Regions from separate parts of the Mus musculus genome. Here regions 1 and 2 are each linked to region 3. The links are chromatin loops, found by intact Hi-C in ENCODE. Cell type or tissue: heart. All regions are shown on one strand. Each heading gives the region's core, and the rest is flanking DNA. Links, peaks and the distances in the headings are about the cores only.

The links. A loop is a pair of places that touch in the nucleus more often than their neighbours do. Peaks named below come from ENCODE experiments on the same cell type or tissue, not always from the same donor. Only the 100,000 strongest peaks of a DNase experiment are listed, where the experiment ranks them.
Region 1: a loop joins it to region 3, with 4 times the contacts of the local background. A loop is called at or near these places in 17 of 42 quality-filtered maps.
Region 2: a loop joins it to region 3, with 9 times the contacts of the local background. A loop is called at or near these places in 39 of 42 quality-filtered maps.

The regions. Positions count from the first base shown.
Region 1 is chr11:113,748,774-113,754,124 of GRCm38, forward strand. Cdc42ep4 (CDC42 effector protein (Rho GTPase binding) 4) reads right to left here and starts at 3,042. Exons shown (of 2, transcript NM_001163346.1): 1 at 2,915-3,042. In heart, for the core only: a CTCF peak has its summit at 2,048; DNase peaks (open chromatin) are centred at 288, 2,008, 2,148, 2,998 and 3 weaker places; H3K4me3 peaks cover 3,745 bases; H3K27ac peaks cover 3,808 bases.
Region 2 is chr11:113,700,932-113,706,282 of GRCm38, forward strand. Cpsf4l (cleavage and polyadenylation specific factor 4-like) reads right to left here. Exons shown (of 8, transcript NM_026682.2): 4 at 2,340-2,435; 5 at 1,482-1,578; 6 at 1,125-1,164. Among named protein-coding and RNA genes, the nearest start is that of Cpsf4l, 5.9 kb to the right of the region's middle. In heart, for the core only: a CTCF peak has its summit at 2,979 (motif pointing right); a DNase peak (open chromatin) is centred at 2,980.
Region 3 is chr11:113,809,162-113,814,512 of GRCm38, forward strand. It overlaps Sdk2 (sidekick cell adhesion molecule 2), which reads right to left. Exons shown (of 45, transcript NM_172800.3): 37 at 1,168-1,354. Among named protein-coding and RNA genes, the nearest start is that of Gm51930, 7.7 kb to the left of the region's middle. In heart, for the core only: CTCF peaks have their summits at 2,247 (motif pointing left) and 2,997 (motif pointing left); DNase peaks (open chromatin) are centred at 1,595 and 2,230; H3K4me3 peaks cover 796 bases; H3K27ac peaks cover 1,563 bases.

The DNA of each region.
Region 1 (5,351 bases), core at 152-5,151, 60 kb before region 3:
CACCACTTGAAGTGTGCCCTGGCTCTGGGACTTGGTCCCTTCTCCCAAGGCTGAGGAAGCTTCCGGTCCTTCGGTCAGAAGAGGACCTAACCATAGCTCAGGTCCATGATCAACTGCCAGGGTGAGATTGCTCAACCCCCTCCACTCCCCAGCCTTATCGCTGGCATCAACCCAGCGCCTCTGTTCTTCTGAGGGGCAGAGTCCTCCCTCCCCCGGCAGGGGCAAGCGCCTAAGTGTCTGTGGGGCTGAGACGGTGGCATGGATGTCCCAACCAGAACAGCTGGAGCCGCTCCTCCGCTCCTCCGAGGCCATCCGGGATGCTGACTTGCAGACGCCCCTCCCCTGCCAATTCCATCCAAACTTCAAGGGAAGCAGGAGGCAGGGATAAAGGAAAAGAGGAAGAGAAGGAGACACCAACATCAAACACCATGCCTGCCACAGATGGGCACGGCCTGTCCAGGCCATGGGAAAGCAGTTGCAGTTGCGGAGGGGTGGGGGAGGGGTGGGGGAGGGTGTTGCTGAACCACGAGCGACCCAGGCCTTCCTGGAGAAAGCTCTGAAGGGAGGGTCTAGGATCCCTTTACAGGTCAGCAGGAGACCACCCCTGGGACCACAGCTTTACACAGGGAAACTCTCCCTTTGCTTGCGACTTCCTGCTGGGAAGCTCGGATGGTCAGTTTCAAAAGAAGGCTGGGCGCACACACAGGATCAGAACAAGAACTCGAAAGCAGGCATATGCGAGCCACAAACTGAGGGGGGAAAGGAGGGTTCAAAAGAGAGGGAGACAGGAGCCCCCCCCCCAAAATGGAAGAAGTGCTCAGAGGAACAGCACGAGCATACAGACAGCATGAGCAAAGGGTCCTGCAAACCCCGAGAAGTTACCAGAGGGGCCGAGACACCCCCACATCAATACTGCTTTGGGAGCAGGCTCGCTTTAGCATCCAGCTCCTTAAAGTCCGCGCTAAGATCGATCACCAGGAGCTGAGAAGCTCTCCTCCCGCCCGTATCTCCCAAGGTTCCACTCAGTGGGAAATAGTTAAGGGGCAAAGTCCCTGTTCACAGAGGAGATAAACCACATTAATCAGTAGTCACATACAGGCAGCTGATCAGGGCTGGTAGCACATGGTCCCTCCCACACTCAGCCCTGTATCAGCTCCCTGACATGCATAGTAGCTTCCCGGTCTCTAGTGATGCCCCACTATTGCCAACTGCCCTTGGGCTGCCCAGAGGCCTGGCTCTGCTCCAGCACGTCCCTCCAACCCCACCTCCCCAGTTCTGGGAGAAACCTGTAGCTAAGGTTCCCCATGCTGTGGGCCCTGTTCTTTGTTCTTTAAAATTCACTCCATCCCACTGGTGGTCCCCCCCTCCTCCAGCCAGGCCTCAGAAAGGGGCGGGAGAGGCTGCTGCAGGCGTTACTGGAAACCCAGACAGGGCAAAGAAGTTGCAAGGCAGAGGCCCCCTGCCAGGGGCCTCTCATTGTTTATGCTCCCCAGATCTCGGGTCCAGATGGTTGCTGGGGGTAAGGATGAAAAGTATCCCAACCGCTCCAGCGAGAATGGACAAGAGGTTTCAAAGTAAAGACACCCACAAGGAAGCTTTCCTCATTCAACGGCTCAACTACCTGGGCAAAGAATGGGAGCTGTCGGCCCAGGGAGAGACGTGGGAGCCGGTCAGATTGCAAGAGGTGAGACTGTTGGAGGGTGGGTGAAGGGGGGGGAGGGAGAAGTTCCCAGCCAAGAAGAAAAGAGAAAGCATTGTATTTCCTTTTCATTCTCCCCGGGAGAAAAAGAAAACTTCCGAAGCCCAGGCCGCAGTATTTCATTGGGCAAACACAAGGAACCTGGTTTGAGTTAACAGAGAGGGAGCGCCCCTCCCCCCGCAGGCACACACGCAAGTCCTACGGTCTGTTCCCAGGAAGCTCAACCGCCATCCACCCCGCCAGTCTAGGACACTCACCCACAGCAACCAGGGGTCCCCCAAAGGGGAAAGGCAGCTCCAGCAGACGACGCCACAGACACAGGAGGGCAGATTTGTTCCTCCGGCTGGGGGCGCTCCAGGAATGGGGAGGAGCCAGAGATCAGGATCGCAGCCTTCAACGTCCCAAGCCAGCGGTTAAATCATTAACCAACCGCTACCTACTCGCCCCTGAAAAAGCCTCGAGCCCCATGCTTCGGACGTACCGGGCGCGCGCGCAGGTCCCCCCGCGTAAAGCCTCGTCCCAGGTTTCTAAGGGACCGCCAGCTCGGCCCAGCCCCACCCTGCGCCTCTTGCGGCCTTGGCCTCCAAGTCTTCCAAGGGAGGCGGGCGGGGCGGGAGAAGGAAGGGCTCCGACGGGCGGGGAGTATTTGCTCTTTAGGCTATTGCCTTCCAGCCGGCTCTTGCCCTCCTTTCTCCCCGGCCGGGCGACACCGGGTGGCGCCTAAAGCAGTGTGTGTACACGGGAGAGCACGCGTACACCCCTCTACCACTACCGACGAACTCAGCGGTTATTCATGGAGAAGTCTGTGCGCACACGCCCCCCTCGGGGCGACCGCCGCCGATTGTTGTGTGCCTGCCCACGGCAACACACACCCCATTCCTGCGCGAGGGGGTGGACCTTTAAAACCTGCCCACTCACCCCACCCCGAACAGTCCCCGTGGCCAGATCGGGGCGTACTGGCGACGCTGAGCCCTGTTGTTACCCCCTCCTCCGCAAATGATTTTCTGGGACACGGTATGTGACTCTGGGTCTGGTCCCAGGCATGCCTACCCACGCTGGGCACAGAGGGGTGTGTTTGTGTGCGCGCGCGCCCTGCTCCTAGGTCCTCATCTTCCCCATCCCCGGGTCTTTCTACCTTCTCCACGTCACCAGGGGTCTCGAGCCTACCCAGGCCTCACGCGGCCACTGGGCCACAAACGGATGCTCGTCGCCTACCTCGGTCCCCAGCTCCCCGAGCGCGGACCAGGTGCGGCTGTACGCTCCCCTCGGTGTGCTTGGCGCCTCGGCAAGGCTGGCGACCCATGGCAGCGCCGGCGTTTGTTTCCTCTGGCTCCCGGGGCTCCGAGTGTGCTAGAAGCTAGGACACTCCCCTCCCAGGCTCCTCCCAGCCCTCCCTCCCATTTCCCTCCGCGCTGATGTCACTCCGTCGCAGCAGCCAATGACTGCCACGGAACTCAACTCGGCTGCTTGGCCTCCCAGGTTCAAATCTAAAAGCCTGAGACGCCCCCCACAAGCTCCTAGTAGGGTAGACAGAGCAGGTCTTGCTTTGAGGAGTCGCGCCCCACAGCCCCCAGTGCTCTGCCGCGGAACCGACGTGCGGTCCGCAGAAACAGGAGCACATCCCCTCCCCAGGAACCAAGGGGAAGCTCTCTCTTGGCTCTTCCAGTTTTGAACAATGGTAAGAAAACAACTCCCTCCAGGACGTTACCCACTTCTGGACCACGAGCAGGAGCTTGGGCTCCGTGGATTCCCTCTCCATCTGGAGGGCGGGAGAAGCAGGTCCGCCCGAGTCCAGACCCGGTCTGAGCAGTGGAGGAACTTTTCAGCAAGGTGACCTGGCTTTGATAGCTCTGTCTGGTGATCATGGGCTCTTAAGTACCCTCCCAGGGAACCTCCCGGAATTAAATCCCGCGTGCTTGGGTAGAGGAAGCCCCACCTATGAATGATCATTAAAAGCAATAAAAGCCAGGGGCGAAATAGTCAATAAAGAGGAAACGGAGCCAACCCAAAGTGAAAGTTCCCTAACTACTTAAAGGAAGTGGGGGTGGGGTGGTGTAGGCCTCAGCCTCCTTTTTCCCCAGAGTTGCCTCACGGTCCCTCAGCTCCTTCACTGTCCTCTGGAAACCCTGTCTCTCAGGATCCCACCCCATCCCCGACCTCTCCCCCATCTCCCCGTCTATCCATGAAAACTTCAAACTGTCCATATTGTGTGAAAATCAAACCTAAAAGGTCAGTGTCGCTGGGCAGTGGTGGTGCACGCCTTTAATCCCAGCACTCAGGAGGCAGAGGCAGGCAGATTTCTGAGTTCGAGGCCAGCCTGGTCTACAAAGTGAGTGCCAGGGCTATACAGAGAAACAACCCTGTCTCAAAAAACCAAAAAAAAAAAAAAAAAAAAAAAAAAAAGTTCAGTGTCTGGTCTAGGGGTCCAGTTCCGGCTGCGGAGCACGAGGCTGGTTCAATTCAAGCCCAGCACCACCACCAACCAAAAGAGATGTCAAAATTAGTGAAACTAAAACACGGGGTCCAAAGTAACTTGGGATGGGGATATCCCTGGGGTTCTGACCGTGATTGGGTTACCATGGGGAATTTATACCTCCTCCCCCTACTCTGACTGTCCTTGTATGGGTCCCTCACCTGGAGGTTGTCAAGATGAAAGAGAAATGTGGTTTAGAATAGACAACAGTGTCGGAGTCAGGTCTGTGGGTCAGAGGTAGCTGTAACAGGGCACTAGGGCAAACCAGTAGGAGAGAGTTGTGTTGCCTCTGGCTTTCAACTCTGCCCCTCACTGGCCCACAAGCCTTCCCATCTCTCAAATGGGTACAGCACCTGTTGACATTCCTTCTAGGCTCCACCCCATAGTTACCTGGCAACAGCCAGGTGTGCCAGACTCACTATAAAAGGATCTCTTGCCAGGCAATGTGGTGCACGCCTTTAATGCCAGCACACTGGAGGCAGAGGCAGGCGGATTTCTGAGTTCGAGGCCAGCCTGGTCTACAGAGTGAGTTCCAGGACAGCCAGGGCTACACAGAGAAACCCTGTCTTCAAAAAACACAAACAGGGGGCTGGTGAGATGGCTCAGTGGGTAAGGGCACCCGACTGCTCTTCCGAAGGTCTGAAGTTCAAATCCCAGCAACCACATGGTGGCTCACAACCACCCGTAATGAGATCTGGTGCGCTCTTCTGGTGTATCTGAAGACAACTACAGTGTACTTACATATAGTAAATAAATAAATCTTTAAAAAAAAAAAAAAACACAAACAAAAAAAGGAGTCCTCTCTCGCTCTTCTTACTCCCTCTCTTCCCTCTCTTTCTCCCCCCCCCCATGTTTATGGCCGGCCTCTACTCCTTTACACTCTCTCTCTCTCTCTCTCTCTCTCTCTCTCTCTCTCTCTCTCTCTCCTCTCTTCTCTCTTCTCTCCTCTCTCTGCCTTTCTCTGTCTCTGCTACCCCTTCAACTCCCCTCCCTATGCCCTAAATAAACTTTATTCCATACTATACCATCGTGTGGCTGGTCCCTCAGGGGGAAGGGGTGCCTCAGCATGGGCCCGCAGAGGCACCCCCTTCCCCACACCATACCGCGCCTCCACCAAACATAACCCTGGCTTCTTGTTCTTTTTTATAAAACACAGCATTGGTGCCAAGTGACTCGGAT
Region 2 (5,351 bases), core at 152-5,151, 110 kb before region 3:
AACAGTCTTCTCATTTCCCTGCAACCTCTTAACATTTTGCCTTTTAACTGAGTATGTACGTGTTGTGGTATGTGCAAGTAGTACATGCAGTTGCTCACAACGGTCAGAGGAATCAGATCCCCCCGGGTGCTGGGACTAAACTGGGGTTCTGTAAGAGCAGTACCCACTGTGAACCACCTCTCATGCCCTCCTCGCAGCCTCTTAAAAACTGTTCGCATCGCCCTAGTTATCGAAAGCCGTTATCCAGGCGTGGTGGCACACACCTTCATCTCAGCACCGGGGAGGCAGAGGCAGATGATCTCTGAATTCCAGGCCAGTCTAGTTTACACAGCAAGGGTCCCAGGCCAGCCAGGCCTCAACCAAATCTAAATAGTGAGACACTTATCTCTAAAAAGAGAGGGGTTGAGGGTGAGGGAAGAGGGAGGGAGGGAGGGAGAGCAAACAAGCATAGAGAGGCTAGGATGCTCGTCTGTAGCTCTGGAACACCTGCCTGGCTAGTGAGGACCCGTGGTTCACTGAGGTGTGGTCCGGAGAGCATGATTAGCCTGCTGAGCCTTGAAGTGAATTCTCACTGATGCGTGGTAACCATGGGGATAAGATGTCTCCCCCTCGGGACCAGGAAAATATATGACTCGTCATAGTTTTCATTCAGAAAGCTGGCTTTGGACTGTGTCCTGATTTGTTTGTCAGTGAACCCCACTGGTGTGGGATGCCAAGATGGCTCGGTTGGTAAGAGCGGTTGCAGGGGAGCCTGACGGCCTGGGTTCTACCTTCAGGACCCAGACGGCAGAGAACCAATTGTTCCAAGGTGTCCTCTGACTTGCAGACATTCACGGTGGCAAGTGTGCATGTACATATATATACACAAAGAAATAAAAATAACAAGGAAGAAAGAAAGCATCCCCGTGTTACCCAGCTAAAGAAAAGAAAGGAAGGCAGGCCTCTCTGGGTGACCCTTCCAGGTGCAGACATCATGGGCTGAGAGAGGCTGAGAGGAGCTACCGCATGCAGGTGCATGGTGTAAGAGTGGGGTCTCCTGAGACTAGTATAGCTCGAGGAAGCACAGACAGGTATGGGAGCCAAAAGAGAGAGGCCCTCATGTGAACAGCAGAGCGCTAACTTACCTTCACATTACTGGGATGGAACGGAGGACTCATCTTAGGGCTGAGGGGAGGAGAGGGAGACATAGGAGGGGGTGGCGCGAGTGTGTGTGTTAGAGTGGGCCATAGCCTGCTAGCCCTGCTCCCACCCCCACCTGCACCCCTTCCTGAGAGTACATGCATGTTAACAGGGAAGGCTGGAGCCCACTCAGCCAACAGGACCCAGACCTCCAGGGTGGGGCAGCAGCGAAAATCCCTAGGGAGACACTTGCTAGATGACCTCCCACCAAGGGCAAAGGGAATCACATCATGTCAGGATCTAGATCCAGAAGGTAGGGGCCAGCACTCCGGTGGATTGGAGACTAGAAGGATCATACTTACTGCCCAAATTGGCACTGAGGTCCCTCGGGGCAGAAGCCGGTGAAGTAGTTGGGACACAGTACTTGATGAACATGGCGGTATTTACACAGGGGACCTACTAGACAAAGAGCAAATGGCCGCGAGGGTCTGCTTCACCCAGAGGGAAGAATACACGAATAGCTATGAGGAAAAGCTCAGGCTGTAGCAGGCTCTCCACTGGAGACGGGGTGGGTAAGGGACATTGCTGATGTCCCTGAAGCCAGAGACAGATGGGGCAGAGACCTTGGCTCAGGTAAGGGCTGGACATGTGGTTCGATGGTAAAGCACAGGTGGACCATGCTCCAGGCCCTGGGTTCCATCCCCACAGTTTGCCTTCCCCCAGCATAAAGCAGGTACTGAATGGCGAGCATGCTCAAGCCACTCCCAACCCAGTGCTAAGACGCTCACCCGGAGGCCCACGGGACACATATGATAAGACCCAGAGACCCATGGGAACACAACCTTCCAAGTTTGCAGGAAGAGAGGGAGACAGGGAAAGGGTGGAATTTAGGTGGCATTCAGCACCTGGGAGCTGTGTCTCTCATGGACTAGACTTTCTACTAGTCTTCTCAGCCAAGGTCCTACATCCACCCGCTGAGAATAGGGTGTGAATCTCACAGCCTTCCCTGAGAAGCCTGTCATGCCGACACCAGGCTGAGTCTCCCAATGTCTCAGATTTCTCCACCGGCATACAAGCCTCGGACAACCTCAGAAAGGCGTTCCACTGGGGTAGTTATATGGCCCAGTTTCATGGGGAATGTTACTCCTTGCTTGCTGAGCATCTCCATCGGGAACACCCGCATCCCTCGGGCATCCTATCCCTGTCTCGCAAGCTCTTACCTTCCTTGCAGAACCCTTGGTTATACCACGGGCAGTCCTGGAGCTTGAGAACTGGCTTCAAGTGCAGGAACAGGCATTCCTTGTTGCTGCAGTTCCCTGAAAAGCCCATCGGTCTTTTGTCTATAACCAGGTTCACACTTCCACAGCCCCGCCCTGATTTACCTTGACCCTGCCATGGAATTGTCTTCCCCCTGTCACCATCTTTGGAAGGCCTCTAACACTGAAAGGGGAAGTTACCTTCTGGTCATCTATCTCAACTAGAAACACGCTACCATTTCAGAGTCCCAGGAAGGGCAGGGGTGTTTTGCAGAAAGTACCGTGGACAGAGTAGAGGTTCTATTTGGGCCCCAGGGAACCTTTCAGAAGGACTGCGTTAGGGGTGAGCTTGGGCTGGGCTGTGTCTATGCGGTGAACCAAGCCTTGGTCAGCTGCATTTCTACAAGGAGGCAGCCTTGGAGGCACGGGCCGCCTGCAACTGCCAAACAAGGATCTTAAGTTAGATCAGAAGAGGACTGTGATCTGTCCTGTCTCCTTTCACAAAAGGGCTTACTGGCACATCCTAGGCCATCTTAGTGTTTCTGGACTCAAAACTACCAGTCTGTCCTGCTGGGCTGCACATTGCTGTTCCAGATCTTGGCCAGCAGGTGGCAGCAACACTCCAGCCTGCACTCCCATCTTTTGCACAGGCCTTTACTCCTTTCAGTCCTGACAGTTACTAAATGTTCTTTCCTGCGCTGCCAGGCCTCAACAATGTATGTGCGTGCACATGTGCATGCCCGTGAGTTTGTTGAGCTTATTTACAGAGCGTGGGTAAGGTGTTGCTTACAGAAGTTAACTGACTCCAAAACAGCGGGATCTCCACCAAGTCTCAGTCCACCACAGATGCCAACTATAGATAGATGCTGCATCATGGGGTCAACCCCTTTCAGTTGGTCTCCTCGTGTACGCTACACATCTCCCAAGACCACTTGCAGTTCAGTAGTATTTTTAGAATAGACACCGAAGCAGAGCATGGTGGTACACTCCTCTAGAGTCTAATTCCAGCCCTTGGGAGGCAGAAGCTGACAAATCTCTTGAGTTTGAGGGCAGCCTGGTCTGCATAGCAAGTGGGGGTACTGGAGGTGTGAGGGATGATACACACACACATACACACATATGATATTTTAAGGACAACTGCCTCCTAGGTTCCAGGATTAAAGGCATGTACCACCTAGCATATAAGTCATATAAGTTTTTTTTGTTTTTTTTTGTTTGTTTTTTTTTTTTTTTGGTTTTTCGAGACAGGGTTTCTCTGTGTAGCCCTGGCTGTCCTGGAACTCGCTCTGTAGACCAGGCTGGCCTCGAACTCAGAAATCCGCCTGCCTCTGCCTCCCGAGTGCTGGGATTAAAGGCGTGCGCCACCACGCCCGGCTGCTTTTTGTAATATTAGAGGTATTCACCCACTGTTGAGAGCAAAACCTTAGATTGCAAATCACGATGGTGAGCTTGCACATCTGCGCATAAATAATTACTTGCATGCAAAAGTGGTCCCATGCAGGACCACATCTGCTCATCAAACCCGGGGACTCAGGGATGAAAGATTAAAGGGATCTTTCTAAGTGAAAATGCTTTAGGCAGTGACTTATGGGGACCAGCCTCCAGATAAACTTCGTCTGTTTATTCTAGAAAGACATTCAGGCACCCTCATGAACTGCCAGAGGCACTGGCTGGCTCCTTGGAGAAGGCAGTCTAGAACGCTGGACTGGGACGAACTTCCCCTGCCCTGAGAAAGACTTTGCCCCTTCAAGGTACCCAGTGTTATGAAATATAACACACAGCCCCATCTGATAAATTAGTTCTCCACAGGTGAAATGAGCCAGTTAGGTTTATATTAAACACAGGTTGATCAAGAAGCTGCTCTCAAGTGGGTAAGTTCACTGGAGCCAAGGAAGGAGGCTAGAGAAATCACCATGGGGAGGAGGGAGGGGGAGGAGGGAGGGACAGAATGAAAGGGGTGGTAAGAGCGAGCCCAGGACCTGGCCCCGACAGAGGCTGGAGGAGACCTGACCACACAAGGTAATTTTAGGGCCCAGACTTCTAAACCTCGTGGCTTTATTTACACAGTGACCTTCTCTTTCCAACAAGTGATGCAGGATTTCCCCTTTGGGAGTTACCATGACATTTTCATCTAAAATAAAAGTTATAAAGAGCAGGCGAGTAGGAAGAAGATGGCGGGGGTCGGGGCCGGGGGGGGGGGGGGTACCGGTGAGCATTCCAAGTGGCAGTACCAAACACATCTCCTTTGGGGAGGCCTGGCCTGGCCTGGGCCCAACAGAGACTGAGAGGTGCTCCGTTCAAGGCTATTCCTGACAGTCATCTGGGGGTTGACTGGCCAGGCCTGGAGTGGGGAACAGGATCCTATTGCTTTCCCTTTGTGGTAACTGTCACTGAGACTAACAGGCCGCAGGCTTGACACGGGCTTGGCTCTGCAGCCTTTATTTATTTTTATTTCTTGTTTCTTGAAGGATTTGTGTGTGTGTGTGTCTGGGTGTTTTGCTTGCATGTTGTGTGTGCATAATGTGTGTGGCAGGCGAGGGGTCCAGAAGAGGGCATCAGATCCGCCCCGGAGTGACTGGCAGTTGTGGGCTGCCTTGTGAGTTCCGGGAACCAAATGCAGGTTCTCTGGAAGAATAACAAGTGCTTTGAACACTGAACCAGCTCTCCAGCTCCTTGTTGGCTTCGTTTTGAAACAGGGTTTGACTGTGGAGCCCTGGATGTCCTGAAACTTACTGTGGCCTCAAACTCAAGAGATCTGCCTGCCTCCTGAGTGCTGGGGCTAAAGGTGTGCACCACCATACTTGAATGCTAATTTTTATTTCCTTTCTTGTTGTTAGACAAGGTCTCCTGTAGTGCAGCCTAACCTTGAACTCCTCTGTAGCTGAGACTGGCCTTGAATCCCGGATTCTCCTGCCTTAGCCTCCCTAGTGCCGAGATTAGAGGGGTGCCCCACCATATCCAGCCTTGGTTGTATTT
Region 3 (5,351 bases), core at 208-5,207:
CCTCGAACTCAGAAATCCGCCCTTTTGAAAATTTTATTTGTTTATTTTTATTTCATGTTCATTGGTGTTTTTGCTTGCCTGCATGCCTGTGTGAGAGTATCAGGTCCCCTGAAACTGGAGTAGCAGGCAGTTACGAGCTGTCACGTGGGTGCTGGGAATTGAACCCCGGGTTTTTAAGAGCCAGTGCTTTTTTTTTTTTTTTTTTTTTTTTGAGACAAGGTTTCTCTGTATAGCCCTGGCTGTCCTGGAACTCACTCTGTAGACCAGGCTAGCCTCAGAAATCTGCCTGCCTCTGCCTCCTGAGTACTGGGATTAAAGGTGTGTTCCACCACTGCCCAGCTCAGCCAGTACTCTTAACCACTGAGGCAGAGTTCTAATTCTTAACCGCTCCAACCCTCTGAGTCTCCCCATCACACTCAACACAAATCCTGTTCTCCAGACCCTTGGGAATCGGGCCTCACTCCACCTCTCTTGTCAACACCGGGGTCTGTCCCTCGAATCCCCTCCAGCCTCCTGGCCTCTGCACCTGCTGGTCCTTCTGACAGGAATCCTGCTTCCGGCTTCCTGCTTGTCTCCAGAACTTCCCACAGCTGGTCTCCTCTGGCTCAAAGCTCAGCTCAGGTGTAGCCAGCCATCTTGTGAACCACACCCTGCTCCCCTTAGCTCCCCCTACCCCCCAGCCAGCTCATCTGTGCTGTGCTTGTTTATGTCCTGTCCCCTGGCCTCAGCAGGACACAGACTTACTTTTAAAAAAAAAATCATTGTTTCATCACCAGTGTGAAGCAAAAGTGTGGGCTCACAGAAGACAATGAACGCGGGGTGTGCTGAGCAAAGGCAAGGAGACAAGAAAGGAGGAGAAAGCCAAACAGGGGCGGGGAGTGGCGGCTGTCCCAAAAGCTGAGACAAGGTGGGCAGAACAGGCTAGGTGAGATCTGGGGACTTTCTCAAGGTTCCCAGTGAGAGTTTCTTTTTTTCTTTCTTTTCTTTTCTTTTTTTTATGGACACATAGAGCCTTCTTTGCAGGCTGGGCTTTTCTTTCCACAGGGCATCTGGAAGTGGGGCCTGGGTATCCGAACCCAGTTCCCCGGCTGCGTGAAAGCTCCGACACCAGACGTGGACACCAGTTTGTCCCCCAAACCCTGACCTCCCCAAGAGACTTCTCCCTACCTGCTTGCTGAGTCTGGCCCCGGGTCGGGGTGCTCCTCGGCCCATCCCCCGCAGCATTGAAGGCTGCCACGCTGACCATGTAGGCTGTGTAGCCCGTCAGGTTCTTGAGTTTCACGCTGTTCTCAGCCAAGAAGAGAGTCTTCACCCTCTCTGTGAGGTTCCTCCGTTGGACTTCCCAGAAATAAATCTGTGGGAACCAAAGATTGTGGGATGAGAGGGACGAAGACATCAGGCCTCCCCTCCGCCCCTGCCCATCTCGGGGGTTCAAAGACACCCCTGCTTTCAACCAGGAAACAATATGGAAGTAGCTAAGAGCTATTTAAGAAGGATTCGGGAACTTTTCACTTTGTAGTCAATACCGACCCTCCGATCGTCTGTAAGCGTCATCCCCTGTGTATCTTGTGTCTCTGGGGTTGGCATCTGTCCCATGTAACAGGCGTGTCAGCCTCAATAGGAACCTGCATCTCACCAGCCTGAGCTGGAGAGGCGGGAGCAATCATGGGCTCTGCTCCACTGTGTGGGGCACAAGGGCTAACAGCTTGGCAATGCCAGGGCACTGGTGAGGAGCAGAGAGCCTCAGCTCTGCCCCGTGTGCCACATAGGCAGCCTCAGCTGCTAAGGCCCCTGTAAAAAGCTCCCGCTGTAAATAAAGTTCCTGGTGGTGCATATGCGCAATCCAATCTGATAATCGTGGATCAAAGTCTGAAAAGTCTGGTGCAGGCTAGACAGAGGTGGCATTCGGTTTGTGGCTCAACTCTTGATGGCACCATTTGCTAGGCCTGTGACTTGGTCAGCTGCAGAGGGCTTAAGGACACCCGCTTTCCGGGGCGAGCAAGAAGACTGCAGGCCGTAAGGACTGGCCAGCTTCTAAGGGTATTGTTACACGCTTGTGGAGGATTTTAAGTCCTCAGTGCAGCAGGAGCTTCGTGGAGCCTCCGGGCACTCTATAATGAGCATGGTTAGTGCTTTTAAACACGCATCGAAGACTCTCAAATTACATTAAGAGCTGGTATTCTGCTACATACAGCCTGGCATCCCAAACCCTGTACAGGATTGACGATCATTTGGCTCCCTCTGCTGGCCAGAGAGGGTTCTGAACGCTATTGGAGTTTCCTTTCCTCCATACCAATAAAAGTAGGAAAGAGCTAATAAAAGTGTCCACCCCCAGCGTGTGCAGAGGCAGTCAGGACATCTTGTTACTACAAAAGATTTGCTTCTCTACTGCCTTGCTTCCATTTAAAAAATCTTTTTATACGGGGAATTGAGGTCTCCATTCATAAAATCACCCACGCATCCACTGACTATGAGAACGCAACAGCCACAAAGCAGTCTCCTGGATTCATCGTTTGGGGAAGAGCTCAAGGCTAGCTCTACAGCTCTGCACACGCCCTGAGCATCAGCAGCTTGGCGAAGACAGTCAGAGAACTGTTGGATTCTCCTGGCCTGAGGAGAGGGATAGAGGGGTTTCCAGGGCCTCTGTGGAAATGCAGGGGTAGCTGGAACGGTAGGGGAGGCCGAGGAGGGGTGACGGCTGTGTGAGGAGAAACAGGCAGGGGAATGTCATGTCTCAACTGGGTGAGGCACGGTGCTGTGGAGACAGGCTGGGCGAAGCTTGTGACCGGTTGATGAAGAACAGGGCAGATTTATCAGCAGCCTTAGCAGTGTGAGATTTGGAGGAACGGTGAAGATGAGAACGTACTTGGGGTTGGGTTTGGAAAAGAGAGTAGAGAGTCAGCTTGAGCGGGGCAGAGACTATGGGAGATTGTCTTTGGTTTCCTTCTTTCCAGCTCTTCCCTCCTTCCTGCCCTCTGCTGGAGGGTCTCTCTCCCTCCGCTGAAGATGGAGCCTGAGTTCTATGTAGACTGTCTCGTGCCCGTGTCTCACCAGAACACAGCAAACTGGTCAGCAAGCACTTTATCGTTTAGCGATGTCCCTGTATCATGGGAGAAGCCTTTGAATGAATCCTCCAGCAAAGAGACCCAACAAGGACATAATGAGATGTGAACAAAACCGCGAGGTCAGGAAAGGGCATTAGGAACGGAGACAAGGGGCTGGGGAGATGGCTCAGTGGTCAAGAGCGCCGACTGTTCTTGCAGGGGACCCGGGTTCTCACAACTGTCTATAACTCCAAGATCTGACACACCCTCACACAAGATATACACAAGATGTGGACAAAACACCAGTGCACATAAAATAAATAAATAAATAATTTTTTTTAAAAGAGGAAATAAGGGACTGGAGAGGTGGCTCAGTGGTTAAGAGCACTGACTGCTCTTGAAGAAGACCTGGGTTTGGTTCCCAGCACCCATCTAGTGGCTTAGAAGCTCCTATGTGTCTAGTTCTAGGAGATCTGATGCCCTCTTCTGGCCTCCTTGGGTCCCTGTGGTGCACATGAACTCATGCAGACAAGCACATAAACATATGAAAATACTAAGTAATGAACAAAAGAAGAAACAAATTTCAGAATGCCTTTATGGCCTGCCTATGACTGGTCCTAGAGGGAGATACTTGGTGTTGTTGGGGAGACAGGGTCAATGGCTGGGGAGGGCATTGGGCAGGGCAGTGCCAAGGTGTAGGACATACAGAAGCAGGCTGCCTGCTTGCTGTCAGTAGACCTTTGTTAGATGAGGATACACAGTAAAAGGGACAAGGGCTGAGGCTGGATCCTGGTCCCCAAGGTGACATGATTGATTGGTAGAGCACCCACTCATGGGGAAGTGAGTATGTACTGAACCCAGGCTATGGGCTCCAGAGGGCAGGCACCCTGGCCCATCTGGCTCCTTTGTGTCCCAGACACCTCACTCATGGTTGATACATAGGCCAACAGACATGTCATGGGGGGAAGTGGCTGGAGCGGCAGCAGATGACGCTGACCCCATTTCTTTTTTTTTTTTTTTTTTTAAGATTTATTTATTTATATGTAAGTACACTGTAGCTGTCTTCAGACACCAGAAGAGGGCATCGGACCCCATTGCAGATGGTTGTGAGCCACCATGTGGTTGCTGGGAATTGAACTCAGGACCTCTGGAAGAGCAGTCAGTGCTCTTAACCACAGAGCCATCTCTCCAGCCCGGGAGTCAGATCTTGTTATGGATGGTTGTGAGCCACCATGTGGTTGCTGGGATTTGAACTCTGGACCTTCGGAAGAGCAGTCTAGAAGAGCAGTAGGGTGCTCTTACCCACTGAGCCATCTCACCAGCCCCTGACCCCATTTCTTAACTCTTGGTTTTTATTCCCAGCCCGTTTCCCCTTTAATCACTTTTCTGACGTATAGTTGACGAAAATTTAATAGAATTAAGATATATAATTAATGTTCTTTTTTCTCTCTTCTTTCCTTTCTTTTTTCTTTTTAAAAAAAGATTTATTGATTACTGCTAGAGGACAACAATCTCTAAGCCAAACCCGAGACTGTTGTGAGAAAGGGAGTGAGGGAAGGGAAGGAGGATTTTTTTTTTAGGATTTATTTATTTATTTTGTGAATGTGAGTATACTGTTGCTATCCACATCCCAGAAGAGGGCAACAGGTCCCATTACAGATGGTTGTGAGCCACCATGTGGTTGCTGGGAATTGAACTCAGGACCTCTGGAAGAGCAGTCAGTGCTCTTAACTGCTGAGACATCTCTCCAGCCCCTCTTCTCTCTCTCTCTCTCTCTCTCTCTCTCTCTCTCTCTCTCTCTCTCTCTCTCTCTCTCTCTCGTTGCTTATAGTGCTAGAAACAGAGCCCAGGGCCTTAAGCACGCTCAGAAGCACTTGATCAGCACTGCACCTCTCTCTGGCCAACCTGTTGTTATTATTATTTACTTACCCTTTTTTGGAAGCAGGACTTACATAGCCCAGCCGCCCTTGATTTTACAAAGTGACTAAGGGCAACCTGGAGCTGACCCTCCTGCCTCTACCTCCTAAGTGCTGGGATTACAGGTAGAGGCCCCTACGCCTGTTGCTTTATGCCTGCAGAGGGTCAAACCCCAGGAATCATGAATGCTAGCCACTCTCCCAGCTGAGCCCTACCCCAAGCCCTCTGATGTTTTCATACCCATCCACTGGGCCCACTGTCAAGCCAAGCTGATTGGCACCTGTTACTTCCAATGGTCACCTCTTTTTTTTTTTTTTTTTTGACTTTTCATAAAAATCACAATTTATTAACAGATTTTGAGAACAGTGATTCAGAAATGATTGTAATGAG